Linked DNA regions of Homo sapiens: region 1 is linked to region 2. A link is a loop called in an ENCODE intact Hi-C map of the cell type or tissue named here. Cell type or tissue: Panc1. All regions are shown on one strand. Links, peaks and the distances in the headings refer to the core of each region. The heading gives the core; the rest is flanking DNA. Region 1 holds the start of LOC107987110 (a long non-coding RNA gene). Region 2 holds the start of RAD23B (RAD23 nucleotide excision repair protein B).

The links. Peaks named below come from ENCODE experiments on the same cell type or tissue, not always from the same donor. Only the 100,000 strongest peaks of a DNase experiment are listed, where the experiment ranks them.
Region 1: it touches region 2 in a loop (3-fold over the local background); 8 of 110 quality-filtered maps call a loop at or near these places.

The regions. Positions count from the first base shown.
Region 1 is chr9:107,206,798-107,223,461 of GRCh38, forward strand. It overlaps LOC107987110 (a long non-coding RNA gene), which reads left to right and starts at 15,440. Exons shown (of 3, transcript XR_001746873.2): 1 at 15,440-15,937. RefSeq lists an enhancer at 12,360-12,419. In Panc1, for the core only: no CTCF peak of the experiment used is centred there; a DNase peak (open chromatin) is centred at 6,914.
Region 2 is chr9:107,268,902-107,285,565 of GRCh38, forward strand. It overlaps RAD23B (RAD23 nucleotide excision repair protein B), which reads left to right and starts at 14,378. Exons shown (of 10, transcript NM_002874.5): 1 at 14,378-14,794. The coding sequence starts at 14,729. RefSeq lists an enhancer at 13,707-13,866 and a silencer at 14,357-14,916. In Panc1, for the core only: no CTCF peak of the experiment used is centred there; a DNase peak (open chromatin) is centred at 6,220; H3K27ac peaks cover 310 bases.

The sequences.
Region 1 (16,664 bases), core at 5,432-7,931, 62 kb before region 2:
TCAGCTTGATGTTGTGAATTTAACAACAAACAAGACAATCCCTACCCTCAGTGCACTCACAAACAGATAGAAAAATTACTTGAACAACTAGTTTGGAAGGGAAATTTCCAGAGGTATTCAATGGGATGAAAACTCTGGCGATCTTCGGATTTATGGATCACTTTCTGATCAAGTCTGATGGACATCTATACCTGCAAACATAGTATACGTTCAGTGATTGAAAAGTCGAATCTTGTGTAATAGTACTCAAAGCTGCCAAATCATTTGAAATTATGACTCTCTTCTCCTTCCTAGGAGGAGGGGGCAGAGAATGGAGAAAGGGGGAAATGCGGTCATTTTCTCCACCTAACAATGTTCCCCTCCCCCAGCTGATCAATGGCAGTTCCTGATCCCCTCAAGACTGGGTTAGGGCATGGTTGGATAGGTGTCAGTGGTAGGAAAAAAAGGTAAGGGTAACAGGTAACATCTTCCCTGACTGGGTGTATTGTAAGCAGTTTGGGCAGTGGGGATGGGAAATGTTAAAGCTGCTTTCTAGGGAGCTCACTGATAAGCTTCCACAGGCCATGCCCTTGATCGAAGTAAAAGCCCACTGATCCAGCATTACTCACTCTCTCCTCTGCTCCTAGGAATCCAGAAGTGCAACTTACCCTCGGTTGAGGCCATTTCTCCCCACTTGATAACCCTATTGGATAAGATGATAAGATGATCCCACCCAGGGTTGTCAGATAAATTGTTCTGTCTTTGTCCAGAAAAAATCTGAGAGTGAAGACTAACCCCCAGAAGGAACAATTCTCATCCTCTGATATCCTGGGTGGGGTGGGGGAATGGGGGTCAGGCAACAGGCCCGTGTGTTCCCCTAACTGCTCACTGCATGGTGCCTTTGAACTCCTCTTCCTTGACAAGGTGAAGGGGAAAGCTCCCCTTTCAACCCTCCTCCTTGGATGGAGAACTCACAACTCTTGTGGAGGACTCACAACATAGCCACAACTCTTTCCAAAGAAATCCCCATAAATTTTTCCTAAATCTGCACTCTCTCAACCCTATTATATCCTGGGTATGGTGGGGGTTAGGCAAGCTACGGTTTTCAATTTATCTTCTCTAGAATTTCTGCATATGACCTAAAATCTACTATAGAATGTATGGTGTTGCATAAACTGAAACCTTCAATATAATATCCTGTTTAATTTTCAGAGACAAAGTTGAAAATAAATTACAGAATTTATTAATAGCAGTAAGTGCTTGATGCTCCTACGCAAAGCCCTTGTAAGGAATAAAGAATACAGATGAGGCCAAAGCCTCTTGCTTCCCAGTCATTAACTCTCTCCCTCTTCCATTCCCCAAACACCAGGGTGGGAGGCTATCACTGCATTGCAAGGAAAGACCGATGTGAAGTAGCACCCCATGACTACTAGAGGAAGTGGAGCATGTCAAATCACTAAAAAAAGTACATCTGACCCCAAATCAAGTGCTGAGTAATCCAGGCATCTTGGCGCAGAGTGAGAACAATGAACAGGGTCAAGTTGTCATCTGGGAGAAAAGAACGCTGATTAGAGATGAGTAAGTGTCTTCCACCACAGTAAAGGACCCAAGACCTTTAACCAGTTCTTAGAGCAGGAAGTAAAAGAAGAAGGGGCAGGAGAGCCCACCTTGTAAAAACTGAAGAAGTGACAGAGAAAGAGATTGGCTTGGTTTCTGCCACTGAGTAATACAAAGCCTTCTAACTGGCCAAGTTATGTATCATGAATAGGCTACAGTTGTGCCGCAAGACCTTCAATCCATAAACCTTTGGGGCTGCCAGAGACCCTGGATGGGTCACCTCTGACCATGAGCAGCCTTATTTGGGGCTCTTCAGAGGGTGGCTCAAGATTAGTGGGATCAGTCTGTATACCCCACAGTCACTGTAGGCAGGAGTGTAATAAGCACCACTGTGAAATAATGGCTCAGCTTCAACATACTGAGCAGAGCCAAGGAGAAGCCCTTCCATCCAGACAGCCACACCAGCAGCTAAAATGGTGTGGGATTGCTGGATCAAATGCTGGATCTAATGGATGAGCGAACAGCTCATCATGGACAAGTGGCCCATGGGGCTTATAGAGAAGTTTGTGTTCCTGATGTCCAAGGTCTATAGTACACAGACTAAGGTGCCACCTGTCTGCATTGAAAGACAGGGACCTCAAGCTCCTGAGGTGGCCTGCCAACATATCTGGAATTTCTGGTCATTTGTTATTGATGTGCACTTTAATGGCATTCAAGCCATCTGCATGGCAACTGCTCTAATGATATGTGAGAGTTCTGTAAATGAGAGTCACATTATTATTCTGAAGTACCAGATATGACAAAGTTAATTACATTTGAAAAGCATTTGCATTATCACAAGACATTTCAATAGTAAATTTGTCAATGAAAGGATGGTCTATTATAGTCCTAACTATAATTTCAACTATTATGAGTTTTGGAATTGTTGTAAAACAATAATCTAAATACTATTTTATGACATCTTCATGCAAATTCTCTCACTGATGGTGAATATCCAAAATTTGAAGAGATCATTGTTAAAAAACTTTTGATCAGGAATTGAGTGTAGCCATTTCAAGCATCAAACTTGATATTAAAAAGTTGTGTTTCTAAAAGTAAACTCTCATTTTTAAAACTGACAATACCCTATTTAGATGTTCTATGCAAACACATCTAATATCTTTCTCAATTTTTTCTTATAAGAAATTGGCTTCGACATACATATTTTAAAGTTTTGATGTTTTATAAAGAATATATTCCTTGTGTATAGCATCCAAGGACTGTTCCATAAAAAATTTGATCCTCAACTATGGCTCTCAGTCTTCAAGATTCTAGCATGAACCTCCTCTCCTTTTAAGAGGAGGGTTCACAACTACCTCGTTCTTGGGACCCTCCTTCCCATGGGAGGAAATAGAACAACCTGGGTCCTGTGTTTTCCCAGGTGTTTTATCTTATTAAGTCGTGTTTTCTTATGTGATCACCTTTTTAAAGAAATATTTAAAAACAATTTTTAAAGACACATGGTGGAGATTTCTTAAAGAACTAAAAATAGAACTACCATTTGATCCAGCAATCCCACTGCTGGGTATCTACCCAGAGGAAAAGAAATCATTATACAAAAAAGGTATTTGCACACACGTTTATAGAAGCACAATTTGCAATTGCAAAAATGTGGAACCAATCCAAATGCCCAACAATCAATGAGTGGATAAAGAAACTGTGGAATATATATATGATGGAATACTACTGAGCCATAAAAAGGAATGAATTAATGGCATTTGCGGCAACCTGGATGGGATTGGAGGCTATTATTCTAAGTGAAGTAACTCAGGAATGGAAAAGCAAACATCGTATGTTCTCACTCATAAGTGGGAACTAAGCTATGAGGATGCAAAGGCATATGAATGATACAATGGACTTTGGAGACTCACGGGAAAAGGGTGGGATGGGGGATGAAGGATAAAGACTACAAATTGGGTGCAGAGTGTACTGCTCAGGTGATGGGTGCACCAAAATCTCACAAATCACCACTAAAGAACTGAAGTAACCAAACACCACCTGTTCCCCAATAACTAATGGAAACAAAAAATTTTAAAGACAATTCAGTCTACTTTTAGCATATGCTTCGGCTAATTTTACTATTTTCATTATTTTATCTTTAAAAATATTTTCTCTACACTTCTAACTTATTTGTAATATTTTATCTTTTTTCTCCTGGTCCTACACCATTGTAGAATGGGAAGATTGGAGAGGTGAAGGTCCTCAGGGACTTTTTTTTTTTTTTTGAGGCGGAGTCTTGCTCTGTCGTCAGGCTGGAGTGCAGTGGTGTGATCTCAGCTCACTGCAACCTCCATCTCCCCTGTTCAAGAGATTCTCCTGCCTCAGCCTCCCGAGTAACTGGGACTACAGGTGCGCACCATCACACCCAGCTAATTTTGTGTTTTTACTAGAGACGGGATTTCACTATGTTGGCCAGGATGGTCTCGATTTCTTGACCTCATGATCCACCCACCTCCTCAGAGACTTTTCAGAAAAGACATCATAAAAGGGAGCCAGGTCAGAGAAAAAGGCTATTCAGCCAGGTCCACTCCTCAGGAAGCCTTGCTGAATTTCTCCTATGTCATCATCCGTTGTTCACCTACTACCTGGAGGCACGTGCACAGGCTTTTGCTAGTCATCACAATGACTCAGCGGCCTAGGTATTAGTAGGTCCAATTTACAGAAAAGGACACTGAGGCTCAAAGCGATCACTTAGCAATCACCCAAGGGCAGCAGACACATCTTTAGTGAGAAGGTGAGTGCGTCAGGAGTTACAAAATCTGTTTGATTTTGAACCTGTGCTCTTTCTGCTCCTTCAGTGCTTCTCAAACTTTAATGTGCTTATGAATCACCTGGGCATCTTAAACTGCTGATTCCAATTTAGCAGGTCTGAGGTGGAGCCAGAGATTCTGCATTTCGAATAAGCTCCTAGGTGAGGCTGAGGCTGCTCCCCTGAAGACCACACTGGAGCTGAAATATGCACGTGGTCTTCACCAGGCCTCTCTGGGTACACCGGCATCAAGGAGGCAGCCCAGATAGAGCTGTCGAGGTTATCATTTACAGCAGATTTCTCCTTTCGCTGACTGGCTTTGATCAGGGTTCCAATGGATGGCTAGCAAGAGCTAATTACAATCCCAACTAATTCACTGTGTCAGTTGTTATTCATTAACAAATTATGTTCCTGACAAACTGCTCTAGTGTGGTACCCTAAGTACTGTAATTAAAATCTTAGAAAGTTGCCTGTGGGCCTAATTGATTTCCTTAATGTATTACTCAGACTAAACATTCCATTATTTTGTGTCTTGATGTTTATGAAGGGGCGGAACTGCTGCTGCCACCCAGGCGGCAGATAGATCCATCTCTGGGTTAATGGGGGAGCTTTTCTGCTCTTGGGTCCTACTCAGTTCCCCAGCAGCACTGCCCAGGCATTCAAATGACAGTGGCGTTTCTCTCCTCCAGAAGTGTTTACATAGAAAGGGATGGAGGGCAATTGGAATTACGTCTATAATTTGTATTTCCTTCTTGGGTTCCCAAGCTTTCAAAATTTATGATGACTCTTTAGCGTTGCTTCCCGAGGCTGTAATGATCCCATATCCTATAGCTCCCCGTTTACCACTGAGCACCATGAGGCAGAACAGGAGACGGAGCTGGGGTCAGTATCTAAAAATGTCTGTGCTTCGTCCAAAGCCGTGTGTGATGCAGACAAATCCAAGTGTATTTGGCAAATGTGGAATGTTATGAACAGCCAATATGTATACTGCAGTTCACTGAATTGGACTACGTTTATTCATTCATTCATGTATTCAACAGCCTCTGAATAAGCACCTAGCACGGGCCAGGCCCAATGCTAGGTTTAAAACACAAATAGAAAACAATCAAAATAAGCACAAACGTAATAACAGCAAACAGTCATGTATTGTAAGCCAGGCACTGTTCTAAGTGCTTTAAATATATCCACTCCTTTTATTTTTGCTTATTTCCTTTGAAGAAAGTACTCCTATTATCCCTATTTTACAAATAAGAAAACTGAAGCAAAGGGAATTTAAGGAACTTGCCTAAGGTCACACAGCCAGGATTCAGGTCCAAACAGTCTGGCTCTGAGTCCTCGCTTGAACTACTATGCTATACCGCCTCCCTTCAGTATTATAATAATAATAGCTGGTGAGTATTCATGAGTAAATCCTCATGAATAATTTTATACTCACAAACTCACAAAAAACCTAATGAGGGCTAGGCATGGTGGTTCACACCTGTAATCCCAACACTTTGGGAGGCCAAAGCAGGAGGATCGCTTGAGCCTAGCAGTTCGAGACCAGCCTGGGCAATATAGTGAGACTATGTCTCTACCAAAAAAAAAAAACATTAACCAGGCATGGTGACATGGGTCTGTAGTCCAGTTACTTGGGAGCCTGAGGCAGGAGGATTGCTTGAGCCTGGGACATAGAGGCGGCAGTGAGCCGTGATTTCACCACTGCACTCTAGATTGGGCAACAGCGTAAGATCTTGTCTCAAAAAAACAAACAAACAAAGCCTAATGAGATAGGTCTTTATCCCCATTTCACAATTGAGGAAACTGAGGCACAGAAAGGTTGCTGAACTGCCCCCAAAGTCTTGGGTTGTAAGTGGCAGAGTCAGGATTTGATCCCAGGTCTGGAACCTAACATTTCAATCTCCACGCATCCTATGTAGAACTAGCAGAGATCTGAGAAATCAAATAGGGATTTGGGGCCAGCACCATCCAACCAATTTAAATAATCAAACTCCGGGTATCCCTGCCCTAGATCTCCAGCAAATGAAGCTACGGCCCAGGTGGAAAGTGTAGAGCTGGAATGTGAAGCTGTGGGCTGCCCTCCGCCTCTGCATTAGAGTATCTCTTACACAGCCCTAGTTCTCTGAAGTTCCTTCCTGTGCCCTCTGCCCTACTCACCTTCACTCAGCATCCAACACAATGCGGGTGGATCACATGTGTCCAAAGATAAACTTAGCAGGCTCACTATACATTGCATGATATGCTACATACTGTATGTTAAACTAAAATGTGCTTCATTTGGGAACACCCCTTTTTTTATGAGTGTACATCAAAAATGCAAACTATGAAAGGCAAATATTTCTTACGGTTTCGTAATTCTTAACAAAAAAAGAAAAAGAAATGCTAGCTATGAGGTCTTTTGGAAGAATTGGGCTATTTTGTTTGCTAGAATAGGAGACAGGGCTTTTTCAATAGGTTATTTCTCACGCTGCATGGATGCGTTAAGCGAGGGCTCTCACCTTCTAGTGGCTGCCCCAAGAACGATGTGGTTCATTAGTGTGTTCAAGCCCTTTCCTTGGTTCTGGTACTTTACATGAGTCAACACCATTACCCTCTGAGTCATTTCCTGTAACCCTGGTTCACAGGCTTCCACATCACAAGTTGTGTTATTTCTGCTTCTCTTCAACAAGTGCCGTTGCATACACCCAATCCAGGCCCCTCCAAATCACTTTTCTCCTAGATTTCTGCCCCAGGCATCACAAATTCCTTTCCCTCTGGTTTCTGAGAATGATCTTACTATGCACCATCTTTAGTGAGCTCCTTTCAATAGTTTCCACTCGTGGTTAAGCACTTTCTCCCCTCAGCTAAACCAACTGTGTATCCTTCCATTGAAATGTCCCACTAGTAGAACAAACTGGCTTTTCATTCATCACTCTCAACACATGATGTTCTTAAATTGTTTTTTAAAATGCATGTGTGGCCGGGTGCGGTGGCTCATGCCTGTAATCCCAGCACTTTGGGAGGCCGAGGTGGGCAGATCACCTGAGGTCAGGAGTTCGAGACCAGCCTGTCCAACATGGCAAAACCCTGTCTCTACTAAAAATGAAAAAATTAGCCAGGCGTGATGGTGGGTGCCTGTAGTCCCAGCCACTCAGGAGGCTGAGGTAGAAGAATCATTTGAACCTGGGAGGCAGAGGTCGCAGTGAGCCGAGATCACGCCATTGCACTCCAGCCTGGGCAACACAGTGAGACTCTGTCTCAAAAATAAATAAATAAATAAAATTAAAATGCGTGTTTGTGTGTTAGCAGTCAATACCACAAATTTTTATTCATATTACTAAGCAAAAACTAGATTTAAGAAAACTAGATTTAAGTTTAAAATATCGTGTAGATATATTCATCCCAGCAAATTCCATTGTCAATTCTTATGTAGGACTTTGTAGCATTGATGACTTGGCTAATAAAAATGCTGTCGGAAGTTAAGAACTACTTCTGGGCTAGTGCTCCCTTTCAATAAGAGTTCTTAAAAACACTTGACCAAACTAGGGAACTTGGTTATGCATTACAGATTTTTCTCTCTACACAAGCCACCATTTTTAAGCAAAGAAGGAGTCAGTGCAATTGTCAGAAAAGTGTCAACCATTCTCTCCAATTTATTTGATATAAAAAAAATCTGGTTTAGGATATGTATTCAGAATACAGACTATTTGTGAGGCATGATGCTGGTACCTGGTAAAGACAGGATTTCTTTCTTTTTTGTTTGTTTGTTTTTTACTGAAATGGCCATTGGGATGTTGCTCAGAGTTTTTTAGTGTGGGGAGGCTGAGAGGCTCTCAGGCTCTTTGGAATGAACTTATTTTTGGAAAATTACCAAGATTGATCACATAGTTACATAAGTATAAAGCAAGTACCCATTTCTTGTCCTTGGCGACAGCAGTGAAGTCACCATAAATCTGAATGCTGATGGTGCAGATTAAGATGCCAACTCTTTTGGCCAGTGATGTAAGTACGTATCTTTAGCCAGGACCATGCCCTTGAAGAGGGGGAGAAATGTTTTGCCCAAATGTGAATCTAGGGCATTGGTATTTAAGTGGTATTTGAAGAGTAAATGATAACAACCTTGTGGAATGTACTTTCAACAATTTGGGTACTTTCAACTTTTTTTGAAGCACAGTTTTTAAAGACTTTTTAAAAGATATTTTACATTTTACATTGTATTCCAGTAAACACACGCAACAAATATCTTAACAGTAACAAAATTTCATTAAGCAATACTTATCTTTATTATATGTAATGCTTTCTGCTATGTCTATATATTCCTATTTCATTGTTTTTAATGTTGGTCATGTCCCATTTAATTGATACTACAACCTGTTAATGGTTCGTAATTTGTAGTTTGTAAAACACTGAACTATTGTGATTGCTTTATCTGGATCCAGTGGTCAACCACATTCTGTGAAGGGGAGTGGTTAAGAAATGAGTAAGCCTTCCACTGAGCAGAGGAGCACCTTCTCCAGTCTGTGGAGTCCAGGAGGTTTGGGGCCTTAGACTTTAAGGTTTGAGGACCTGTAGTGATGACAGCAAGGTACTATAAAATACTTCAACATAGACAGTGAGATACTACATATGTGCCAGTTAGTTGCAGCTTTAATTAGGAGCGGCCAGGGGTGGTCAGCTGGCACTTTCACCTTGAGTCCGCCCACCAGTGCTTCTGTTGTCTGCATCTCAATCAATAGTCAAAGCTTCACCATTGAATAACTTACACACTGAATATCAAAAATGGGTTTTTATTGGCCGGGTGTGGTGGCTCACACCTGTAATCCCAGCACTTTGGGAGGCCAAGGTGGGCAGATCATGAGGTCAAGAGATCGACACCACCCCGGCCAACACGGTGAAACCCCGTCTCTACTAAAAATACAAAAATTAGCTGGGCGTGGTGGCACGCACCTGTAGTCCCAGCTACTCAGGAGGCTGAGGCAGTAGAATCATTTGAACCCAGGAGGTGGAGGTTGCAGTGAGCCGAGATCACGCTATTGCACTCCAGCCTGGTGACAGAGCGAGACTCTGTCTCAAAAAAAAAAAAAAAAGGAAGGGGGTTATGCAACATCGTGTTCTATTGATTCACTTAACCAATTTCAGAAATGATCTTTTGTTGGTAACATTAGAAGAATTCTTAATGTGTGGACTGGCTAAAATATCTCTACCCCCATCTAATCAGAGTATTAGAATCCAGGGAATCTGGTAGCCTACTACTCTGGGAGACTTGATTGCTAAAAGGCTCTATGTGCAGCCATCGGTGTGTAGCCATCGATGTGGAATATCCTTGCTATCTGATGTTGACTATAAGGGTAACAGAATCCTGCCTCTGAAGTATTGGCTTTTGTCTCCAGTGAACAGAAGTTCACGCGAGGTGTTCATCAGAGCATGTAAAAGGCCAGACAGGGGCTATGACTTCATCAAGCCTCCAGAATAGGTCATATGAGCCATTTTGTGCTCACTTTCTAGTGAATGTGTGTTTAGCAAATGCCTGCTTGTGTAGCAGAATTTGGTCTGAGAATTGCTTTCATTGTAACCCAGTAGTGAGGTTGTGTGGGAATGGCAAACTGTTACCCCCCCCCTCAAACTTTGGGTGGTTTGTGTTATCTTAAAAAAAAATAATAAAACCTAAGAGCTGTGATTATCAAATTGATTATATTCAGTTCATAGGCCCCTTCCTCACTCGCAGATATGTGTGGAGAGTGAAGGATGCTGGAGAAGCAGATAACTTGGGGAATGAATGGTTGATAAACATGCCCAACAGCACAGGTGTGTGGGGCATGGGAACGATCCCTGGATTCCCAGAATTCAATTGTGGAGGAAAACTCAACAGAGGAAGGGTGTTCAAAGGATGGGGGCTCAGGGCCATATTACTCTAGATTGTAAAAGGAAATATGACCTTATTTGGTAGTCAAAGGCTGGTGAGGACTGGAAATCCACAGGTCATATTTGAAATCACAGTCTACAACAAGAAGGCTTTTGTTGGCATTCCACTCCATATAAACATTAACATTTAAGTTATGAAGTAGACTTTCTCAGGGTAATATTGTAGAGGAAAATGTGGAGAGACTCCATGTGTTCCTGAGATGCACCCACTGCTGTGTCCCAGGCCTTTCTGACAAGTCAAACAAAGGGAAAAGCCCTAATGGAATAACCATTGAGGAAGGGGCTATCTGCATTTTGGGACTATTTGGAAGGAAGCTAGTAGAGAAGGCTTGAGAAGTGTCTGGGAGAGATGAAGATGGGAGGAAGAGCTTGAGATCTGTGTTGCCTATCGCTCCCTGGCCCAGCTCCATGAACTAGGTCTGATCTGTCTGGGCCATAGGCAAAATCAAAAGGAGACACTAGGATGTTGCACACCGTGCATTGGGCCTCAGAAACTAAGTATAACACCAAAGGGGAGAGGAAATTTTCTTTTATTGCTGTATGGATCCAACACAGAGAAAATCCAAGAGATTGCAGAGCCATGTAGGAGCTAGAGAGTCAGGGTCTACATCCTGGGTATCACCTGGAGAGTGCAGACTCAGCACAGGCATCAGCATTGTCACCCAAGACATCAGTGACAGTACTGAGGCACAACTGCCGAGGGGCGTTCAGTGGACATTGACCGTGTAAGCCAGAGAGGAAGAACTTAAGATTAGGGTCATGCAGTTCGGAGCAAGAGCCAAGAAATTTTCATCTTTACCCTCAGTGTGCCTCCGTTGTACCTAAATATACAGGTAAGACTTGAGGAAATTTGAATTATATTGGAGAATCTTATTGGAATTATGATGATTTTGGATTTTTCCACAAAAGTAGAGCCCAAGACAAGCGTTTGTGCCAGTAGTTTATCTGGGAAATGATCCAGGAAAGAGAGGATAGGAGGGAACAGCACTGTGAGAGGACATTATCAAGTTGGTCACCGCTTTGTGACTAGGGCTTGACCCCACTAAGACCTTCTGAGGAGCCATGTAGAATATGCCTCATTTATCCGTCATTTATCTATCAGCTCTCATCCCCCATTAGAAAAGGGATGCCCTGTTGGGCTTTAACTCCCCTGCCCTTTCAAGGTACACATGCCTGAGTGGGTTTCCACAGCCATCTCACAGCACAGCATTTGAGAAGTCCCAGGGCAGAAAAATGTGATGCAGATGAAGTGAGGCACTGTCAGAATATATTTGTGCAAAACTAGTTGCTGCAGCAATGACTGGAGTAAAATATACACTGAGAAGCTGTGAAGATGTGAAGTGGTACACACAAGATGTCTGACAGAGTACATCTCCTGCACTGCTCAGCTCCACTCATGCCCTACATTATTAAATCCTGTTCACCAGAGAGCTCAAGGTGGTGGCCAACCACAGTCTCTACAAAGGTTTTAATATGGAAAGCTTCCTGAATAAAGCTATAGTCCCTATTGCTGCAACTGGTGGAAGGGGTTTGATGCAATCAAACTGTTACTAGGTGCCTGTTTGGTCTCTTCAAGTGATGGGGCCATTTAGAGCATTAATATCAGTCTCTGTTGTTGCCAGGTTGGGCCCTCAGCTTTAATGAGATGGAATCCAACGCCATTGCAGTCATGTATAACTTCCATCCTTGTACCATATAACCACTCCACCATAAGCCCATTGCACAGAGCTGGAGTGGCTGAGACAGAGGGTGGCTGAAATCTGCAGGACAAGTGATCTGTCAACTCAATTGATGACGGCCTCCTCCAGATGACTGTTCTTCACTGGGCATTACCATGAGACACAGAAAGCCAATGCTTTATGCTTACTTTCATGGGTCCATGGACATGCCTCTTACTTACACTTCTTGTCTTTGATCGTCCAAGCTTGCCTTTTTTAGGGCCTTGATTAACGACCCAAACCATTTGCCACTGCCCAAGACTCTACGTACATTGCCACTTCAGGGCATTTCGCCCACCATAAAAAGTAACTGCCACTGCACTGTTCTCAGCTTTACTCACTTCCCCTTTACCACTTTCTTTTAGGGGAACACCCTTCAAGGCCATGCCTGGGTGCTATATCCCCCGATCTTATGATTCTGAGGGCAGAATCATGCCCAGATCATGATGGGTAGCATCTATTCATAATTATTTGATGTCCTATAGCCAGGTACTCATTCTCTATTAGAAGCCAGAACATGCCAGGAGGTGCTCTTCAAATGGAGACTATTTCTCTGCTGCAGAAGGCATGTCCTTTGCCCCAGAACCCTACTGATGTATATTATGATGCTCTTATTGGAGTTTGCAAGAATATCCACACACCTTGTTTATCCACAACAGACTCCTTTAGCACCATTAACCTCGTTGGCTTATATCCAGCCTGGACCTGCTGCAAAGCTCTCTCTTGCTCTGGCAGTACTCCCAAGGGCTTCCCTCCAAATTCTAAGCAGCTTACCAAGCACCATGACTCTTTCTCAGTGGTAGGAGGATGCGAAGTGCAACTACTTGTCACTTATCTCAAAAAGCATGTCCTGGTAAGTCCCAGACCATTGAACTTCTAAAATATTCATTGACTTGGAAAGCCCCTTAATCTTTATGGGGTTGTCTCCTGCCCTCTGGCATGCATTTGTCCTATTAGAACATCCAGACTACTTGTCACTTCCTACTCACCAGGTCCAATTAGCATGATGTCACTAATGTAGAGGATCCTCATGACATTCTGTGAAATGCCATAATGATCAATGTTCTCGTAGACTATATTATGGCAGCAAAAAGTAAGATAACATCTCTGTGTCGAGGTAGTGAATGTATACTTGCATCCCTCCCACATGTGAACTTACTTTTGAGCCTCCTGAGTCATGGGTATTAAAGAGAATGCATTTGCCAGATTAATTACCACATACATTATACCAGAATAATGAAAGCTGTGCTGATCTACCCAGGGAAAAACTCCACATTTCTCCACAGCGTCTGTAATTGGGGCCATCATCTGCCATAACCCTATGGCTTTTATAAAAGTCATACAGATAATCAAATAGGAATATGATAAGGACCACCATCCCTACAGCCTTTAAATCTTTAATGATGACATTAGCCTCTGCAATTCCTCCCAGGGTATGGTATTGATTCTGAGTTACTATCTCAGTCACAAAAAGACAAATGAGGGGGTTCCCACAGCTTCAGGGCCTTCCACTTAGTCCTTTCTTCCCTGATGGCACAACACAGAATATGCCATAGTGTTTTCTGCCCAAGGAATGGATGGAGGTAGCCCTTGTCCACTGGCTTTTATCTCCCTATTAGTCAGGATTGCCCCTGATCTTCAATCCCTCAACCCTTCCAGATTTTGCATGCATGAGAGCTAAGTAGCCACCATATCAGTGATGTTCCAGGGCATAAGAACAGATGCAGCTGAATGGAGGTACTATCAAAATACACCTGCACAAAGCTAGTTGTCACATCTGTAATTAAAGCAAATGGTGGCCAAGAAAATGTGAGGTGGTGTACACAAGTTATCCTATATGGTGGTGCACTACCAATCTTTACTGCTTACTAATTAGTTATGACCTCCCACATCCCCATCTAATTCATTACTAATTAATTGCTACCTCTAGAATAGCACAACGTTGGCTTGCCCAACTCCTAACTTCATGATGCCATTAAGTAAAAGACTAGGCCTTCCACAAATTGTCTTGGTCCTTAGACTTTTCACATACCTCCCAAATGAAAAAGAAAGTGGGATGGGCATAGTGGCTCATGCCTGTAATCCCAGCACTTTGGAAGGTCGAGGCGGGAGGATCACTTGAGGTCAGGAGTTCAAGACCTGCCTGGCCAACAGGGTGAAACCCTATTTCTACTAAAAAATATAAAAATTAGCTGGGCCTGGTGGCACACACCTGTAATCCCACCTACTAGGGAGGCTGAGGCAGGAGAATTGCTTGAACGCAGGAGGCAGAGGTTGCAGTGAGCGGAGATCGCACCACCGCACTCCAGCCTGGGCTACAGAATGAGACTCTGTCTCAAAAGAAAAAGAAAGTGATTGAAACTTCTCTGGTGGAGGATTAGAATTCCTGGAATAGGTATATTCATTCTAACTGGGTTTATCAAATCAAAAAAGAATCCTAGTCAATTTCATGTGACCCACAGAAAGCATAGAATGCCATAGGCCCCCCTGAGAAGTGTTAGATGAGGCAGGGTCCTGAAAGATGTCGTGAAGAAGCTAGCCTCTACATTCAATTATAAAATTTAAAAAGTAAAAGCCTAGTTTTTCATAAGCTAAAAGGGAGTATATGGCCCACTTGATGAGAAGTCCCTTTCCTTCCCTAACTACTTGGAAGAAATACCCTGTCAAGTGAGTTGAGGCCCTAGGATAGGCAATTAAGTGAGCAATGAAGCCTATGACAGCAGCTTCTTGATTCCCAAGACAAAGACTGGGGAAGGAGTAGTGCCAGACCCTGAAAAGGAAGCTTAGGAATTGTCCCTGGATTGAGGCTCAGCAGGGCTGCAGTGCCGGTTCCCTGAACAACACAGAGAAGAGGAAGTTTAAAAATCCACAGGAAGAGCCTCAGTTAGGTACAAACGATAATCCTTATATTCAGAGGGATATACAGTTCATGAAACTTTTGCCTCAAGGTTTTCTTCTTTTGGTTTGATCTTAACTACAAGGGAGCAGGGGGCGTACCCTGTAGCCTCTCCTTCTGATCCCCTTCTGATGTCTAAACCTTTAAATTTGATTTTCCTTTTTTGGCCCTGAACCCTTGAAGAGCAGAAAATTAACATTGTGTTTCTAAATTTGTCCAGAACAAATGTTCACTGCTGCTGTAAGGATTCTCTTCCTACTCAGGTGTAAAGCTTTCAACCCCTGGATCAAAAGTTGATATGTTGTCCCTTTTTTGCTTATCTATCTTTTCTAAATTTTCTATAATGAACATGTTCAGGCAGTCCTTGCTTTGCACAAATTCCTGTGTGCACAAATTTCAGTTACCATGGTTTAAATAACACCAGTCCCCCAGCAACACGGTTCAAATTCCAGTTTCCACGGTATATTAACTGTGAAACTTCCCTGCTTAGTCTTGAGTACACAAATCACTACATAAATAATGGATGTACATCATCATCATTAGCCAACCACGTCCCTCCTTTCAGTTCGTCCAGGCTCGGTCACTGCACATCTGTTATTCAGTTCACTCACAGACAGCAAACCAAGGGGTTGTGCTGTCTCCTTGTCTCCCAGGGATAAACCCACATGACAGTTTACAAAAACAGGTAATCATAAGAAGCAAATGGCCCAGATGAAACACAGCAAAAGAATGAGAAGTGGTAACACTGGGAGTGAAATTTGAACCAAGCGTAAATGGAGTGATCGTAGAAATAGCTGACTGTGGAATGTGGACACTCTCTGTATCTGCAGCCTGGGAAGCTTAAAGAAGGTGAACTTACTGACACCAGTTAGAAAGTGACTGTGATGAAACGATGAAGATGCTCCAGAGGAAGTGACACCAGCAATAGGAAAAAAAAAACAAACCTCTCACTGAAGGAACTCTCGGAGATATTTCATGACACAGAAGGCACAAAGGATACAATATTGGCAACTAATCGAAACTTAGAAATGATATGACAGCTCACCAAGGCATAGAAAAAGATGCTTGCTCTATCATAAGTTATAGAATGAGAAGAAGGTAAGCACCATTCAAACTATTTTTGATAAGTTTTTTACACAGACAAAAAACCTTTAATTCTCAGTACTTCCAACATTCTAAATTACAGAGTACTAAATAAATGTGAGCTTTACTATTTTTTCATTACTCTACATATTTAGAATGGAAAGTAAGAGAAGATTTAATGTTATGACAAAATTTGTTAAAGGCTACAGGACAATCATAGTTTTTCCCATTGATCATGAAAATCACTGCAGAGTTTTAGCTTGCATGGTCATTTTTGTTGTTCCATACTACTGGCTAAAGCAGGGATTGCATGAGATGAAAAAGGTGCTTTTATTATGTGTTTTTGCTGGGCAAAATGGCTCACGCCTGTAATCCCAGCACTTTGGAAGGCTGAGGCGGGTGGATCACCTGAGGTCAGGAGTTCAAGACCAGCCTGGCCAACATGGTGAAATCTCATCTCTGCTAAAAATACAAAAATTAGCTGGGTATGGTGGCACATGCCTGTAATTCCAGCTACTCAAGAGTTTGAGGCAGGAGAATCACTTGAACCCAGGAGGCGGAGGTTGCCGTGAGCCGAGATTGCGCCACTGTGCTCCAGCCTGGGCAACAGAGTGAGATTCTGCCTAAAAAAGAAAGAAAGAAAGAAAGAGAGAGAGAGAGAGAGAGAAAGAAAGAAAGAAAATGTGTTTTTAAAAACTAACAAGGAACAGGAATGTTTTTTCTGCTACCTCGTGTTGACTAG
Region 2 (16,664 bases), core at 4,912-7,411:
TGTCTGTTTTTTTGAGAGAGTCTCGCTCTGTCACCCAGACTGGAGTGCAGTGGCAGGATCTCGGCTCACTGCAAACTCTGCCTCCCGGGTTCAAGCAATTCTCCTGCCTCAGCTTCCCAAGTAGCTGGGATTACAGACGCCCACCATCACGCCCAGCTAATTTTTGTATTTTTAGTAAAGACAGGGTTTCACCATGTTGGCCAAGATGGTCACAAACCCGCCTGCCTTGGCCTCCCAAAGTGCTGGGATTACAGGCGTGAGCCACCGCTCCCAGTCATAAAGTTGTTTGTTTGTTTGTTTTTAATGTAGTACTCTACATAAAGTTCTTCCAACAAGAAGCCCACATAACTGTACTAATTTACTCAGAATTTATTTTGTGAGAAGATAGTATTCTAATGCTAATACAATTTTCAGAGCACGTATCCAAAACATTTACTAGACAACCAGCTGTAAAAGTAGGATATAGGGAGAGCTGGAAAGATGATGAGTCCCTTGTCCACATCCCACCCCACCCAGAGCCTATCAGGTCTCACAAGCTTTCTGGAACATTCCTTAGTCCCGGTACATAACACAGGTTTTTATTTATCTCTCTTGGTAGGGCTCCTCAGGTCAGAGATTCAAAGACTCACCCAACATAGGGCCTGACATGTCACCACATCCCAAGAAACATTGGAGAATAAATGATAATAAGTTTATTAACAAATAAACACAATTTCAACAAAAGGCCAGCCATGATTTTTAGCTCCAAAGATATGCCAGGAATACTTGAAATATATCATGTATTAAAATCAGCTTTAGCTGAAAATTTAAAAAAAAATGAGAAAAAGAATGTTAGGGAGAAAAAAACTATTTAAACATATTGAACTTTAGCAAAAGATCTATTTCACAATTTATTGTGAACAACTTTTCTACTCTCTCTTGCAAAACTACTGAGAAAATCAGTTCAAATGAGAAAAAGGAATGTTGAGTTGCGTAAACGGTGTTGTTTAAACATAAAAAATGTGAATGCCAGACTTTTGCCCCAGTAGCTCGCTGACTGCACCATAAAACCAATTTTCCAAATCATAGTTAGGTAGCTAAGATGAGAATGGCTTAGTTTTAGGGCTATTCATGTATAATTGGCAAGACTTTGGTGTGTACAAGAATTAAAATTCTGGAAGTTAAAAACCACCTGTACGGCTAAGTGGCTTTCCAAATGCTTGTAACAAGTGTAAACTCATCAGAAAACTATGAAAACACCATTTCAATCCACTTTTGATATTATTGCAGGTTATTAAGTCTTGATTGTTTAATTTTTTTATATAACAATATCATCGTGTTTCAGTTTGCTTTGTTTTGATGGCTAAGTTTTCCTTTCATTATTAATTGAGCTCATTCTCTGCTTCACTTCTGTACTTCACTAAGTACACTTCCTGGTGCTTAAAGAATGTGACAAAGATCTCTGTCTTCTAACAGGGGAGGTGACACTACACAATAAATATAATAAATAAATGATGTAGTGTGTTAGAAGATAAGTTTAAAGGGAGGGAAAAGAAAAGCAGGCTAAGGGGCATTGGAGAAAGCTGCACTGGGAAGTGTTGGGCATTTTGTTGTATGAAATAAGGGCTCAGGGTAGGGTTCATTGAGAAGGTGGGATGTGAACAAAGATTAGGACAAGTTAAGGAGAGGGCAGATAACTGCAGGGGGGGTTGGCATGGTGCAAGTGGCATCCCCATGACAGCTAGGGAAGTGAACTGCTCAGACTGCACTTCCAAAGAAACAAAAAAGCAAAACTTAGCTGTGAGAAGCACAATTAACTGGCAGCTCTTTCAGGGCAGCCCCTAGCTACTGAGCATGGTGACAACACCAGAATCTGGCAGTTTTGTCCACTGACTGCTGGGATGGGCAGTGTTGACTCCAGACCTGCCCATTAGGTTGGTTGAAACTGTCTGATCTACATCACAGTCTGACTCTCTCTCTCTGCCCAATTGTGCTTCCTTTCTACTTTCCTTTCAAAGGAAATATTATCACCATTGTCTAAAGGCTTTCCTTACCAAATCCTGCTTCCTCCCTTCTATTTTTCACAACTGATAACCATCAAAAAAAAAAAGACTACTATTCCTAACTGTTTTGGTGTCTGCTTCCCAGGTACCTGAACTTACACAGTGACTGAACAACAAATAAGAGATTTACAAGGATGAGAAACTTGAGCTGTAAGCAGCAGGATGGAGGTTGAAGAAGCCCGAAGTCTAAGAAGACAAAGATTATAATAATAATAATAATTATTATTATTGGTTGGCCGGGCTGGTCTCCAGCTCCTAACCGCGAGTGATCCGCCAGCCTCGGCCTCCCGAGGTGCCAGGATGGCAGACGGAGTCGCGTTCACTCAGTGTTCAATGGTGCCCAGGCTGGAGTGCAGTGGCGTGATCTCGGCTCGCTACAACCTCCACCTCCCAGCTGCCTGCCTTGGCCCCCGAAAGTGCCGAGATTGCAGCCTCTGCCCGGCCGCCACCCCGTCTGGGAAGTGAGGAGCGTCTCTGCCTGGCCGCCCATCGTCTGGGATGTGAGTAGCCTCTCTGTCTGGCTGCCCAGTCTGGAAAGTGAGGAGCGTCTCTGCCCGGCCGCCCATCGTCTGAGATGTGGGGAGCGCCTCTGCCCTGCCGCCCCGTCTGGGATGTGAGGAGCGTCTCTGCCCGGCCACCCCGTCTGAGAAGTGAGGAGACCCTCTGCCTGGCAACCGCCCCGTTTGAGAAGTGAGGAGCCCCTCCGCCCGGCAGCCACACCGTCTGAGAAGTGAGGAGCCCCTCCGCCCAGCAGCCACCCCGTCTGGGAAGTGAGGAGCCTCTCCGCCCGGCAGCCACCCCGTCCGGGAGGGAGGTGGGGGTCAGCCCCCCGCCCGGCCAGCCGCCCCCTCCGGAAGGGAGGTGGGGGGGTTAGCCCCGCGCCCGGCCAGCCGCCCCGTCCGGGAGGGAGGTGGGGGGGTCAGCCCCCCGCCCGGCCAGCCGCCCCGTCCGGGAGGTGAGGGGCGCCTCTGCCCGGCCGCCCCTACTAGGAAGTGAGGAGCCCCTCTGCCCGGCCAGCCGCCCTGTCCGGGAAGGAGGTGGGGGGGTCAGCCCCCCGCCCGGCCAGCCGCCCCGTCCGGGAGGTGAGGGGCGCCTCTGCCCGGCCGCCCCTACTGGGAAGAGAGGAGCCCCTCTGCCCGGCCAGCCGCCCCGTCCGGGAGGGAGGTGGGGGGGTCAGCCCCCCGCCCGGCCAGCCGCCCCGTCCGGGAGGGAGGTGGGGGGTATCAGCCCCCCGCCCAGCCAGCCACCCCGTCCAGGAGGGAGGTGGGGGGGTCAGCCCCCCACCCGGCCAGCCGCCACGTCCGGGAGGTGAGGGGCGCCTCTGCCCGGCCGCCCCTACTGGGAAGTGAGGAGCCCCTCTGCCCGGCCAGCCGCCCCGTCCGGGAGGGAGGTGGGGGGGTCAGCCCCCCGCCCAGCCAGCCGCCACGTCCGGGAGGTGAGGGGCGCCTCTGCCCGGCCGCCCCTACTGGGAAGTGAGGAGCCCCTCTGCCCGGCCAGCCGCCCCGTCCAGGAGGGAGGTGGGGGGGGTCAGCCCCCCCGCCCGGCCAGCCGCCCCATCCGGGAGGTGAGGGGTGCCTCTGCCCGGCCGCCCCTACTGGGAAGTGAGGAGCCCCTCTGCCCGGCCACCACCCCGTCTGGGAGGTGTACTCAACAGCTCATTGAGAACGGGCCATGATGACAATGGCGGTTTTGTGGAATAGAAAGGCGGGAAAGGTGGGGAAAAGATTGAGAAATCGGATGGTTGCCGTGTCTGTGTAGAAAGAGGTAGACATGGGAGACTTTTCATTTTGTTCTGTACTAAGAAAAATTCTTCTGCCTTGGGATCCTGTTGATCTGTGACCTTACCCCCAACCCTGTGCTCTCTGAAACATGTGCTGTGTCCACTCAGGGTTGAATGGATTAAGGGTGGTGCAAGATGTGCTTTGTTAAACAGATGCTTGAAGGCAGCATGCTCGTTAAGAGTCATCACCACTCCCTAATCTCAAGTACCCAGGGACACAAACACTGCGGAAGGCCGCAGGGTCCTTTACCTAGGAAAACCAGAGACCTTTGTTCACTTGTTTATCTGCTGACCTTCCCTCCACTATTGTCCTGTGACCCTGCCAAATCCCCCTCTGCGAGAAACACCCAAGAATGATCAATAAAATAAATAAATAAATAAATAAATAAAATAAAATAAAATAGCACAATTATAACAATATAAAAAAAAAAAAAAAAAAAAATTATTATTATTATTATTATTCTTATTTTGAGACAGGGTCTCATGCTGTCACCCAAGCTGGAGTGCAATGGCACGATCACAGCTCACTGCAGCCTCAACCTCCCAGGCTCAAGTGATATTTCCACCTCAGCCTCCTCAGTAGCTGGGATCACAGGCATGTGCCACCACACCCAGCTAATTTTTTTTTATTTTTTTGTAGAGGCGGAGTCTCCCTATGTTGCTCATGCTGGTCTCAAACTCCTGCTGGATCACTCAAGTGATCCTCCCACCTCAGCCTCCCAAAGTGTTGGGATTACAGGCGTGAGACATGATGCACAGTCTGACAAAAGGTATTTTTAAAGTTTAATTGTTGCAGGCTGAAACTGTTTTTAAGTGTTTAATTGTGGGATGCTGAAATGCTTTCAATAATGAACATTTTTGTTACAATAAGGCACTGTTGTTATACTTTACAAAATGTCACCACTCTACAAGCATCTAGAATTTGGAAAGAGGTTCTATGAGCATAAAATGTATGTCATAAATCACCAATCTACTTATTAACAATGGGAAAAGGAACAATAGCTCAATGACTAGGCAGGTACTGTGACTTCTATTGTTACGGTTTCTTTCTAATTTGGTCTGAAGCTCTCTCTCTTGACAATGGCCACAAGCCAAGATAGCCACTCTCTAGAAGAGCCCTGACTGGGGCGAAGTTAGCTTTGGTGTGTTGGTCAGGGGAGACACAACGAGGAAGTGAAGCCAAAATGCACGAAACAGAATAAATTTATTACTTATAGATCCCAGAGGTATTAGGGGTGCTGAGAAAGTCTGGAGGTGGCAGAGAGCTCAACCAGTGGGTGGAGAGAGAAAGAGACAGAGAGGGAAAATGGGAGAGCGAGAAAGAAGGAGACAGAAGGAGGGAGAAGGAGTGCAGTGGGAGAAAGAAGACAGGGGGAGAAGAAGGGAGGGAGAGAGAGGACCTGGGAGGCTATGCCTTTATTAAGGTCCATGATCACTATCCCTTAGGCTTTGGTGAAGAGGGCTGGGGATTGGCTAGTTTAAAGAAAACAAATGCAAAAGGGGAAACTACTTACTTGCCCGTGGTGTTGACCATTAGGTTTTATCATGGTCAGCATCTGTGGAACCTGCTGGGATTGGGGTTAGCAAGATGGGGAGCAGAAAGGCTATATCTCAAACAACCACAAGGGGAAATTTTTGAGGTTTTGTTTTTGTTTGTTTGTTTTAGAGACAGGATCTCACTCTGTCACCCATGCTGGAGTGCAGTGACATGATCATAGATCACTGACATGATCATAGCCCTCCTGGGCTCAAGTAACCCTCCTGTCTCAGCCTCCTGAGTAGCTGCCACTACAGGCACACACCACCACACTTGGCTAATTTTTAAATTTTTTGTAGAGATGGCGTCTTGCTCTGTTGTCCAAGATAGTCTCAAACTCGGGGCTTCAAGCAATCCTCCCACCTCAGCCTCCCAAAGTGCTGGGATTACAGCCATGAGCCACAGCACCCGGCCGGGGGGGATGTTTTAATTAAGCCCAAGGTGATAGGGTACAACTGGGTTTCAAACAACTTATGTCAAGCCTAAAAATGGACGCCAAGACTACAACTATATTAAATAAATTTATGCAGTGTGTGTTCTGCCTACAAGAAGCGGTTAAGTGAAACACTTATTTTCCTTAATAGGATCCAGAATCAAACTTTGCCTATTATCGTATTTCTGACACAATGCCTGGTACAGAATAGGTGCTCAGAGAATATTTGCTGGATAGATTGATGTCTGCAGAACACTGTGAGTCAGGGTAGACAGATGTGAGTGAGGAGGATCAGAAAATGCCTAGGAAGTTTCCTAACATGAACGTGCATTCCATGAGCCTCTTTCTCTCACATACCACATCAATTCCATCAGCAAAGCCTGTCAGCTGTAGTTTCAATAAATCCAGAACCCAACCGCTTCTTACCGCTTGTACAGCTTCCACCCTGATATGAGTCACCACTCTCTTCTGAATTATTGCAATAACCTCCTAACTGGCTTCTTTCCATCCATCCTTGCCTTCCTCTAGGGAATTCTCCATACAGTAATCAGAGCAATTCTTTCAAAACATAAGTCAGATCATGTCACTTCTCTGTCTTAAACCCTCCAATGACTTTCTATGTTACTCAGAACTAAAACCGAAGCCTTTACAATGGCTCTCAGCCCACTGTCCCACCTCCCCTTGTCTCTCTCCTCCTTGCTTCCTTGGCTCCTTCACCTCCCCTCCTTGCTATTCCTCCGATACACCAAGGATGCTCCTATACCATGGCCTGGCATCTGCACGTAATAAGTGCTATATAAATATGAACATTTACGGCTATTATTGCTGTTCCCTTTATTCAGTTCTCTCTCTTTCCCTAGCATTGGCATGACTGGCTTCCTTGCTTCGCACTACTCCAATATCACTTGATTAAGGAGACTTTTCTTCATTAACTGGTACATCAATCTGGGCCTCAGCAGAAAAACAGACATCACATTGCTATTTTTGGTGGTGAATTGTATTCTCCCAAAGATATGGTGAGAACTGAAACCCCAGCACCTCAGAATGTGACCTTATTTGGAAATGGGGTCATTGCAGATACAACTAGTTAGACAAAGTCATACAGGAGTAGACAGGGACCCTTAATCCAATATGACTGGTGTCCTCATAAGAAGAGACATAGGGATGTGGACACACAAGGGCAGATTATGATGGAGGCAGAAACCAAAGTGCTGCAGCTGCAAGCCACAGAACGCCAAGGATCGTTGGAAAAGCACCAGAAGCTAGAAAGAGATGAGGAAGAATTCTCCCAAATCTCAGAGGGAATACAGCCCTATCAACACCTTGATTTTGAATTTCAAGCCACCAGAAATGTGAAAATGTGAAAAATATTTTTTTTTTTTTTTGATACGAAGTTTCACTCTTGTTGCCTAGGCTGGAGTTCAATGGTGTGATCTTGGCTCACTGCTACCTCCACCTCCTGGGTTCAAGCGATTTACCTGCCTCAGCCTCCCGAGTAGCTGGGATTACAGGCATGTGCCACCACGCCCGGCTAATTTTGTATTTTTGGTAGAGATGGGGTTTTTCCATGTTAGTCAGGCTGGTCTCGAACTCCCGACCTCAGGTGATCCGCCCGCTTCAGCCTCCCAATGTGCTGGGATTACAGGTGTGAGCCACTGCACCTGGCCAAATTTTGATTATTTTAAGCCACCCAATCTGTGGTACTTTGTTATGGCAGCCCTAAGAAACTAATAATGGATATACTGAAAACATTCACGCAACAGACGCTTTGCAATGATGTGGGAGAGAGCACAGGGAAACTGCAGGGAGAGTACATTTCCCTGGAGTGAGAAATAAGGTCCCTCTAGGCTTGAGGGGGCAAAGTGAGGAGCAGTTACCAGAATCACCTGGGGAAAAGCCACCCTTCAGAAGCAATGACCCTGTATCAAGTGCACTGCCAAACTCAAAGAGGAATAAATTCCCTAACTTCACTCTCCTCCCTCAAACCTATCTCCTGCAGAGATGCCCCAGGAAGCCAATTGCGGTAGTCCTACAGATCAGCCTTCTTGGGGCTAATTTCTGGGTGAAGAAGGAGACAAAAATAATACTGGGGGTGGGGTGGGAATAAAACATAAATGGAACAATCTGTAAAGCAATATTCCTTTTCCAGAGCACTATTCATCCTCTTCATGCATTTTCTTAAAATGGTGCTTATCATCTGATGTATAATTTTTTTATTTTTAGTGTATTATCAGTTTATTATCATACTAGAATATAAACTCCATGGGTGCAAGGATTTCGTTCTGTTTCCTACTGAATCCTTAAAAATTATTTGTTGGACAAATGAATTGTCTAGTCTGGCATTTTTACACTGGATTTTTTAAGTCAGCAGCTGCTGTATCTCTCTTGCTCAGCCTCTTCCCTAAAACCATTTGATGGATTTCCAAAAATGCAAGCAATGCTTGTTATGAAGCATTTGGAATTTAATCTTGGCCCAATAGCTCTAGAAGCGAGGCTCCAGGCCTATCCTACAATGCCTTGCTGACAAGAGCTTCATCTTGATGGTTTTTGTGTCTTGGAGTAGGGGTGGAGGTCTTATTATCTAGCACGTCTAGTGTGCAGTTTTTCTAGAAATTCAAAACAAAATTTCATCTTAACATTGTACTTCAGAAAAATGATACTGTGCAAACATTTTAATTAATTGACATCTAAAATCTACTGTTGCCACAACTGCAGTCATGTGCCACATGACATTTTAGTCCATGCTGAACCATATTTATGCATGACATTTTGATGGAGCTAAAAAATTCCTATCACCTAGTGATATCTTGGGTGTCATAACGTCAAAGTGCTATGCATTACTCACGTTTGTGGTGATGCTGGTGTAAACATACCTACTGCACTGCAAGTCACATAAAAGTCTAGCACATAAAATTATGTATTGTATGTAGTACCTGATGATAAATGATTGTTACTGGTTTATGCACTAACATACTACACTTTTAAAATTTTGAGACAAGGTCTCACTCTGTCTCCCAGGCTGGAGTGCAGTGGCACGATCATGGCTCACTGAAGCCTCGACCTCCTGGACTCTAGGGATCCTCCCACCTCAGCCTCCAGAGTAACTGGGACCACAGGCGTGCACCACCATGCCTGGCTAATTAAATAAAAATTTTTTTTGTAGAGATGAAGTCTTCCTATGTTGCCCAGGCTGATCTTGAACTCCTGGGCTCAAGCTATCCTTCCATTTCAGCCTTCCAAAGTGTTGAAATTACAGGCGTGAGCCACAGTGCCCAGCTTGTACTATACTTTTTTTTTGAGACAGGATCTTGCTCCGTAGCCTAGGCTGGAATGCAGTGGTGCAATCTTGGCTCACTGCAACCTCCGCTTCCCGTCCTCAGGTGATCCTCCCACCTCAGCCTCCCAAGTAGCAGAGACTACAGGTGTGTGCCACCACACTTGGCAATTTTTATTTTTTGTAGAGAAAGGGTCTTGCCATGTTGCCCAGGCTGGTCTCAAGCTCCTGGACTCATGCATTCTGCCTGTCTCGGCCTCCCAAAGTGCTGGGATTACAGGCATGAGCCACTGCGCCTGGCCTTGTAGTATATTTTTTATTGTTCTTTTAGAGTGTACTCCTTCCACCTATATAACAAAAGTTAACTATAATACAGCCTCAGGCAGGTCCTTCAGGAGGTATTCCAGAAGAAGGCATTGTTATCATAGGACATGACAGCTCCATGGGTGTTACTGCCCTTGAGGCCCTTCAGTTTGACAAGATGTGGAGGTACAAGATGGTGATATTGATGATCCTAAAGGCTTAGGCTAATGTGTGTTTCTTAGTTCTTAACAACGACAAAAAGTTTAAAAAGTAAAAAAACAAAAAAAGAAAAAAAATGGCCAGAGGCAATGGCTCGTGCTTGTAATCCTAGCATTTTGGGAGGCTAAAGTGGGAGGATCTCTTGAGGCCAGGAGTTCGAGACTGCAGTGAGCTATGATGATGCCACTGCCCTCCAGCCTACATGACAGAGCAAGGTCCTGTCTCAAAAAAAAAAAAAAAAAAAAAAAGCTTATAGAATAAGGATATAAAGAAAATATTTTTTATTTTTTATAGCTGTACAATGTTTGTATTATAAGCTGTTATTACCAGTCAAAAAGTTAAAAAAAAATTAGAAGTTCATAAAGTTACAGCAAGCTAATTTATTATTGAAAAAAGAAACACTTTAGAGTAGCCTAGGTGTGCAGTGTTTATAAAGTCTATAGTAGTGTACAGTAACACTCTAGACTTTCACATTCACACACCAGTCACTCACTGATTCACCCAGAGCATTTTCCAGTCCTGAAATCTCCATTCATGATAAGCGCCCTACACAGGTGTGCCATTTTTAATCTTTTTATACCACTTTTTTAACCATACCTTTTCTATGTTTAGATACACAAGTACTTACCATTGTGTTACAATTATCTACAGTACTCAGTACAGTAACACGCTGTGCAGGTTTGTAGCCCAGGAGCAATACATTATACCATATATCCAAGGTGTGTAGTAGGCTATACCACCTAGGCTGTATATGTACATTCTCCGATGTTTGCACAACAACCGAATTGCCTAATGACACACTTCTCAGAACAAATTTCTTCATTAAGTGACGCATGACTGTATTTGTGGAAACATATTCTTTTTTTTTTTTTTTTTGAGACAGAGGCTCACCCTGTTGCCCAGTGCAGTGGCGCTATCTCAGCTCACTGCAACCTCTGCCTCCCGGGTTCAAGCGATTCTTGTGCCTCAGCCTCCCAAGTAGCTGGGACTACAGGCACGCGCCACCACGCCCAGCTAACTTTTGTATTTTTAGTAGCGATGGGGTTTCACCATATTGCCCAGGCTGGTCTCGAACTCCTGAGCTCGTGATTCACCCATCTTGGCCTCCCAAAGTGCTGGGATTACAGGTGTGAGCCACCACACCCAGCTGGAGAAATATATTCTTTTATATATCTAGAAAGTTTCTAAGAACTCAAAACAATGCTTACTTCTAGGGAGGTGGGAGGAGGACTTTTATTTTCAATCAATCCCTCCCTTTCTACATTGGCTTTTTTTTTCCTTTTGCCACGAGCAAAAAAAAACTTTTTTTTTTTTGCATGCACTAATATATGTAAAGGCATCTCTCTCCTTTTTTTTCTGCAGACAGTAACAGTTGTAGCAGGAAACTTTTAATATTACAACTGTACAGCATATTTTAAAATATTTTCACATTTTCTTACAACTGTTGTAAATTATAACTAAAATGACCTTACCATGCTTTCAAACAACATGTATAGAGTATCCACATTGTGCTAGCTCCTTCAGATAAGAAGATGCACAGGACTGACTCAGCCCCTGTCTCATGGAGTTTAGAACTGAGTTAGGAGTCAGTCAGCATACACTATTGAGCACCTACTGTGTTCTAGGCACTGTTGTAGGTGAAAACAGTCATGAATACGAGAGTCAGTGTCTCTCCCTAAAAAGTAAGTGGCTTGCCTAGAAAAAAGGCTTAGGTCAGGCGAGGACGCTCATGCCTATAATCCCAGCACTTTGGGAGGCCAAGGCAGGCAGATCACAAGGTCAGTAGTTCCAGACCAGCCTGGCCAATATGGTGAAACCCCATCTCTACTAAAAATACAAAATTAGCCAGGCATGGTGGCGGGCACCTGTAATCCCAGCTACTCGGGAGGCTGAGGCTGGAGAATCGCTTGAACCTGGGAGGCAGAGGTTGCAGTGAGCCGAGATTGCGCCACTGCACTCCAGCCTGGGCGACAGCAGAGCGATACTCCATCTCAAAAAAAGAAAAAGAAAAAAGGCTTAACACATGTTTAATATATATTATTAAATTGGTTGGAGAAGTCCTCTCTAAAAAAGTAAAATTGGAATTGGAACCTGAAGATGAAAAGGAGTTAGTTGTTCAAAGATCTGGGAAGATAGAGTTTCAAGCTGAAGGAACCTCAAGTGCAAAGGCCCTGAGGCTAGAACCAGCTTAACCTGTTTGAGGGTTGAAAGGGAAATGGATGACAGTGAATGAGTGGGTGAGAGAAGGAAAGAGATGAGGTCAGAGAAACTGGCAGGAGTCAGATCATGTGGGCTCTCCAAGGCCACGTAAAGAGTTTGACTTTTATTCTAAAATGTAATGAGATACTAAGCATAGATACAACATGCTCTGATTTATGGGTTTAAAAGGCCACTCTGGCTGCTGGGGAGGCTGTTGGGGGTAAAGGGTGGAAGCGGAGAGACCAGGTGGGACGCAGGTGAAGGATAATGATGGATTAGCTTAGGGCTGTAGAAGTAGAAACGGTGAAAAAAGGCTGACTTGGGGATATACTTTGGAGAATAAGGTTGACAGGGCTTGATAATGAATTGCATGTGGTGGTTGGGAGTGGGTGAGTGAGGGAAGAGAGTTATCAGGGATGAAGACCAGATTTTTGGTCTGAGCACCTGGGTAGACTGTGAGGCCATAAACTAAGATGGGGGAAAACTGGGAGAGGGGCAGTTTGCAGGGGGGAAGGAGGTCCAGAGAGAAATCAATTGTTCTCTTTGGCCACATTAAGTTTCAGAGGCTTGTTACATATTCAGGTGAAGATATTGCTTAGGCAATTGGCTAACTCTATAGCTAAGGGGAAAGGTCCAGGCTGGAGGTATTTCAAAACAAGGGCCAAGATGAAACCACCTGGTGACTACGAGTAGATACAGGAAGACAGAGGGCAGAAGATTGCATATTTAATTACTATGAAGGGAGTTATGTGTTGTGAAAGGGGAAATATCAGGTTAGTGGAGGGAGAAGCTGGTCAAGGAAAGTTTCTTGAAAACATTAAACCCAAGCTCCTTGAAGCCACTGAAAACCAAGCAGTGACATTGTATTAGTGAGGATGCTGTCCCAGAGAAGTAATTTGTAATTGGTCATAGAGCTAGTGGCCTGACTAGAACTGTGTTTTATACTTGAACTAAATCAAATGTGCCACAGGCACAGTATAAAACAGAGGAGAATAGCTGGGAGCGATGGCTCACATATAATCCCAGCACTTTGGGACTCCGAAGCAGGAGGATTACTTGAGCCCAGGAGTTCAAGACCAGCCCTGGCAACATAGGGAGAACATATCTGTACAAAAAAATAAAATATCAGCTGGGAAGCAGTGGTGTGTGTCTGTGGTCCCAGCTACTCAAGAGGCTGAGGTGGAAGGATCTCTTGAGCTCAGGAGGTTGACGCTGCAGTGAGCCGTGTTTGTGCTACAGCGCTCCAGCGTGGATGACAGTCAGACGCTTTAAAAAAATAAGAATAATCTTTAAAACAAAAAACAGGGGAATAGTGGCACACCCTGGGACACAGACTCTGGAGTCATTCTGTCTGAGGTCACATTGTGGATTTGCCATTTACTACTGGCTGGGTTATTCCAGGTGCATTACTCAACATCTCTGTACTTCAGTTTTCTATCTGTAAACGGACTTTCTACTAATAGCTAACTGCTTACAGACTGTTTATCATGATTTTACATACAATATTCAACTTCCCCCTCCAATAATCAATGAGTGACATTATTATTCTCATTCTACTGCTGAGGATCCAGAAGCACATTCACCCATTCCACAAATATTTACCGTGCACCTGCAATGTGCCAGGCATGTTCATGGGTGAACACAGCAAAATCTTTGCCTCTGTGCAGCTTCAGTCTGGGGTTCACAGGAAAAGGAGAAAGATGATAAACAAGAGATACGTACATTACAGGGTAATTATAAAGGGATACCCGCTATACAAGAAAACAGAGCAGGATAACAGAGATAGGAAGTTGGGATTTTAAGTAAGGCAGCCAGAACAGACCTCACCAAGAAGGCAATATCTGAGCAAGGATGTTAAGGGAGCCGGGGGCAACCTAGAATCCACCAGTGGGGAGAGTAAGGCGACTCGGAGAAAGGCGAGGGGCTAATGCATCCGTTCTAATAACTCTGACTTTAACTCGGGGCTAGATGGGGAAACACTGGACAGTTCTACCCCGAGGTGTGACAGAACTTGACCTTCATTTTAAATCGGTCCATCTGTTTAGGCTAGTGAGAAAAAACAATATTTGAACTCGGGCAGTCCAGCTCAGGAGTCTGTGCTGTCGGGATTAAAGAATCAGTCGACACCCCCAGGGCTGAGCCCCGCAGCAAGCGCCCCGCGGGTGCTGGCCCCCAGACTGTGGTTACCGCCATCCTTTCACTTAAACTCCGCCCCGATTACTCCCCCGCTCCAGGGCTCCGCATCCACTCTGCCGGGTCTCCACGAAGCGCTTCCCGGGCTACACATTGCGTAACTTCGGCAGCCGGGCGGAGCCTGCACAGAGGCGGAGCCGCGGCAGCCGGAGAGAACGCCCCAGCAATAGTCGCTAGGAGGAAGCCCCAGGAGCCCTTGCCGCCCACGGAACGCGCCTGCGTAATCCGGGTCCAGGCCGCCGACATTCCAGGACCGCCTTCCGCCCCGCCCCCAATTCTGGGGCGGAGTCCTCGGCCGCGCCGGCGCAAAGCGTCGCCGCACCCCACGCCTGCGCGCTTCGCCCGCCCGGCCCCATCCCCCCAGGTTTTTCGCGTGGGGGAGGGGGCACGTCTCGGCGAGTCACGATGATGGCGGCCACCATCCTGTGGTGAGCTAGCGGATTCCCTGCTTGTCTCGCCGACCCCCTCGCGCCTTCTGCAGACTCCGTGGCTGGCGCTCGGCGCGTGAGGAAGCACGGCGGCCCGAGTTCGCGGGGAAGGCCGCAGTCGCGGAGGCAGCGGCGCGGTCCGGGGCACGGGCTGGGGGAGAGGCCGCTCCGCTGGGCGAATGTGACAAGCCCCCACCCCCACCGCCTTCCTCCCCAGAGCGCGAGGAGCGCGGGCGACCCCGGGGCCCCGCCAGGCCACAGACCCCGCCCAGCGGCCAGCACCCGGCGCAGGCCCGGCAGCCGAGCTGCGCGGCGGCACCATGCAGGTCACCCTGAAGACCCTCCAGCAGCAGACCTTCAAGATAGACATTGACCCCGAGGAGACGGTATGCGCGCGGGCCGGGGGCAGGGGCAGCCGCGTGCGGGCCGCGGGGAGCGCCAGGAGCTCGTGGGGCCGGGCGGCGCGCTCCAGCGGGGGAAGCCCCGGAGGGCGCGATGAGGGCCCTGGGTCCTGGTGCCGGCCCTGGCGGCGTACAGCGGAGCCGATCCTCCTGTCTTGGCCGTGGGCTTTGTGGCAGGAGAATGGGGAAGCAGTGGCCGGACGCCGAAGGCCTGGTGGCAGATGGCGTGGAGCGCACGCCCGCGGGCCTGGGCCTAGGAGCTCGTGCTAGCGGGGCCGGAGGGGGATGGGAAGGTCCAGGCCGTCTCAGCCGTAGAGCCTGGCTTTCTGGTATGGGTGCACAGGTGGGGGAGGGAGACGTAGGCGTCGCCACTACCCCTGTGTGGACCTGGTTAGCCGCTTAGTTCCCAGAGTTGGTAACCCGAGAAGATGAGCCTTAAGAAAAAAAAAAGTATCAGGTTCCGTTTGCCGCCGAGAGGTGAGTGGTGGTGAAAATGAATTTGCCCCTTTCCCCTCAGAATTGTTTACCCTTTTATTTGCAAATGAATCGTTCTGCTGCCTTCCTCCCGCCACCAAACCCACACCCTTGCGTAGATTGCACTTTGAGGCCTCTTTGGTGATGGTTTTAGCTGTTAGAGCTCTTCACAGCCATCCAGGCTCAAACTAAACTTCAGATTTAACGGGTTTTCTGTGTTAGAAATCTTGGAATTGTAGGAGTTGGAACGCTGCAGCCACCCTCCCCCGATGCCCCAAACAGTAGCAGTTCAAGGGGGAAAAAAGAAAAAAAAAACAAAAAACAACAACTTTGAATCCTTTCTGCAGTTAAAGCCTTAAACATTTCAGAAGTCCACATTATACATTTTTCTGTATTTGTGACTGCATAAAGAGACACTGTTGAGGTCAGTACAACTTTATGCCAAGAATCTAAAAACGCTGTGAGTGTAAATTTACTGCTTATGTTCGGAAATACACCGCCAAGATTGTCATAATACTAAGTTTAAACCAGCAGCTTTCTGCCCAACTCTATTTTTAAAAGTAGTTGATTCTATTTTGGGTGGAGATCAGGGGCTTTGGTGTTAAGTAGACCTGAGTTCCATTTGTGGTTTTGTAACTTATTTGCTATGACCTTGGGCAAATTACGGTTAGTTTCATTCTCTGTATAATAGGGATAATACCTGCCTTGCAGAGATGTGAAGATTAGATGGTATGTATTTACTTGGTGGTCAGTAAATGGAATCGATTATTTAAACAATGGATTCCTTTGAGTGGAGATACAGTGTTACGTTTTACTTATCTCATTTAATCTTAAGTTTTGTACATCTTTAATTTTTTAAGAAACAGCCTTTTTGGGATTTTGGTACAAAATTATTTGATTTCAGAATATTTATATGTGGGTGTATGCTGTGTGATTAACTTCTTAAAAGTACAGGAGATCTCAGTTATACATGAGAAACTTTTCAGTGTCCTCAGAAGTAATTGACAATACCCTGTGGACTGACAGTACTAATAGAATCTAATTTCTCTTGAATATTTCTTTACTGCTTAATGTGCATTAATAAGTTGAAGGGTGAAAGTTAAAATGGAGTTTGTTTGATGATTTCAGACAAACTACGTAAAATGCCTATTTGACTTTGGTTCTTTGTGGTAACAAATGTTGGTGCCCCAGTAACTTAATCGGCTTATAATACTCAGTTAATTTCAGAATTATTGAAAGCTAAAGAAATATTGTGGCTTTTTGGTAAATATGTGTGGGTGTATTGAAGTTATGCAGTGACTCTGTCAACAGCTCCACTGAAGTATTTACGTTCTGTAAGATTTGTTTAGCGTTTTAGGCACTTTACGCATACTGTTAACTG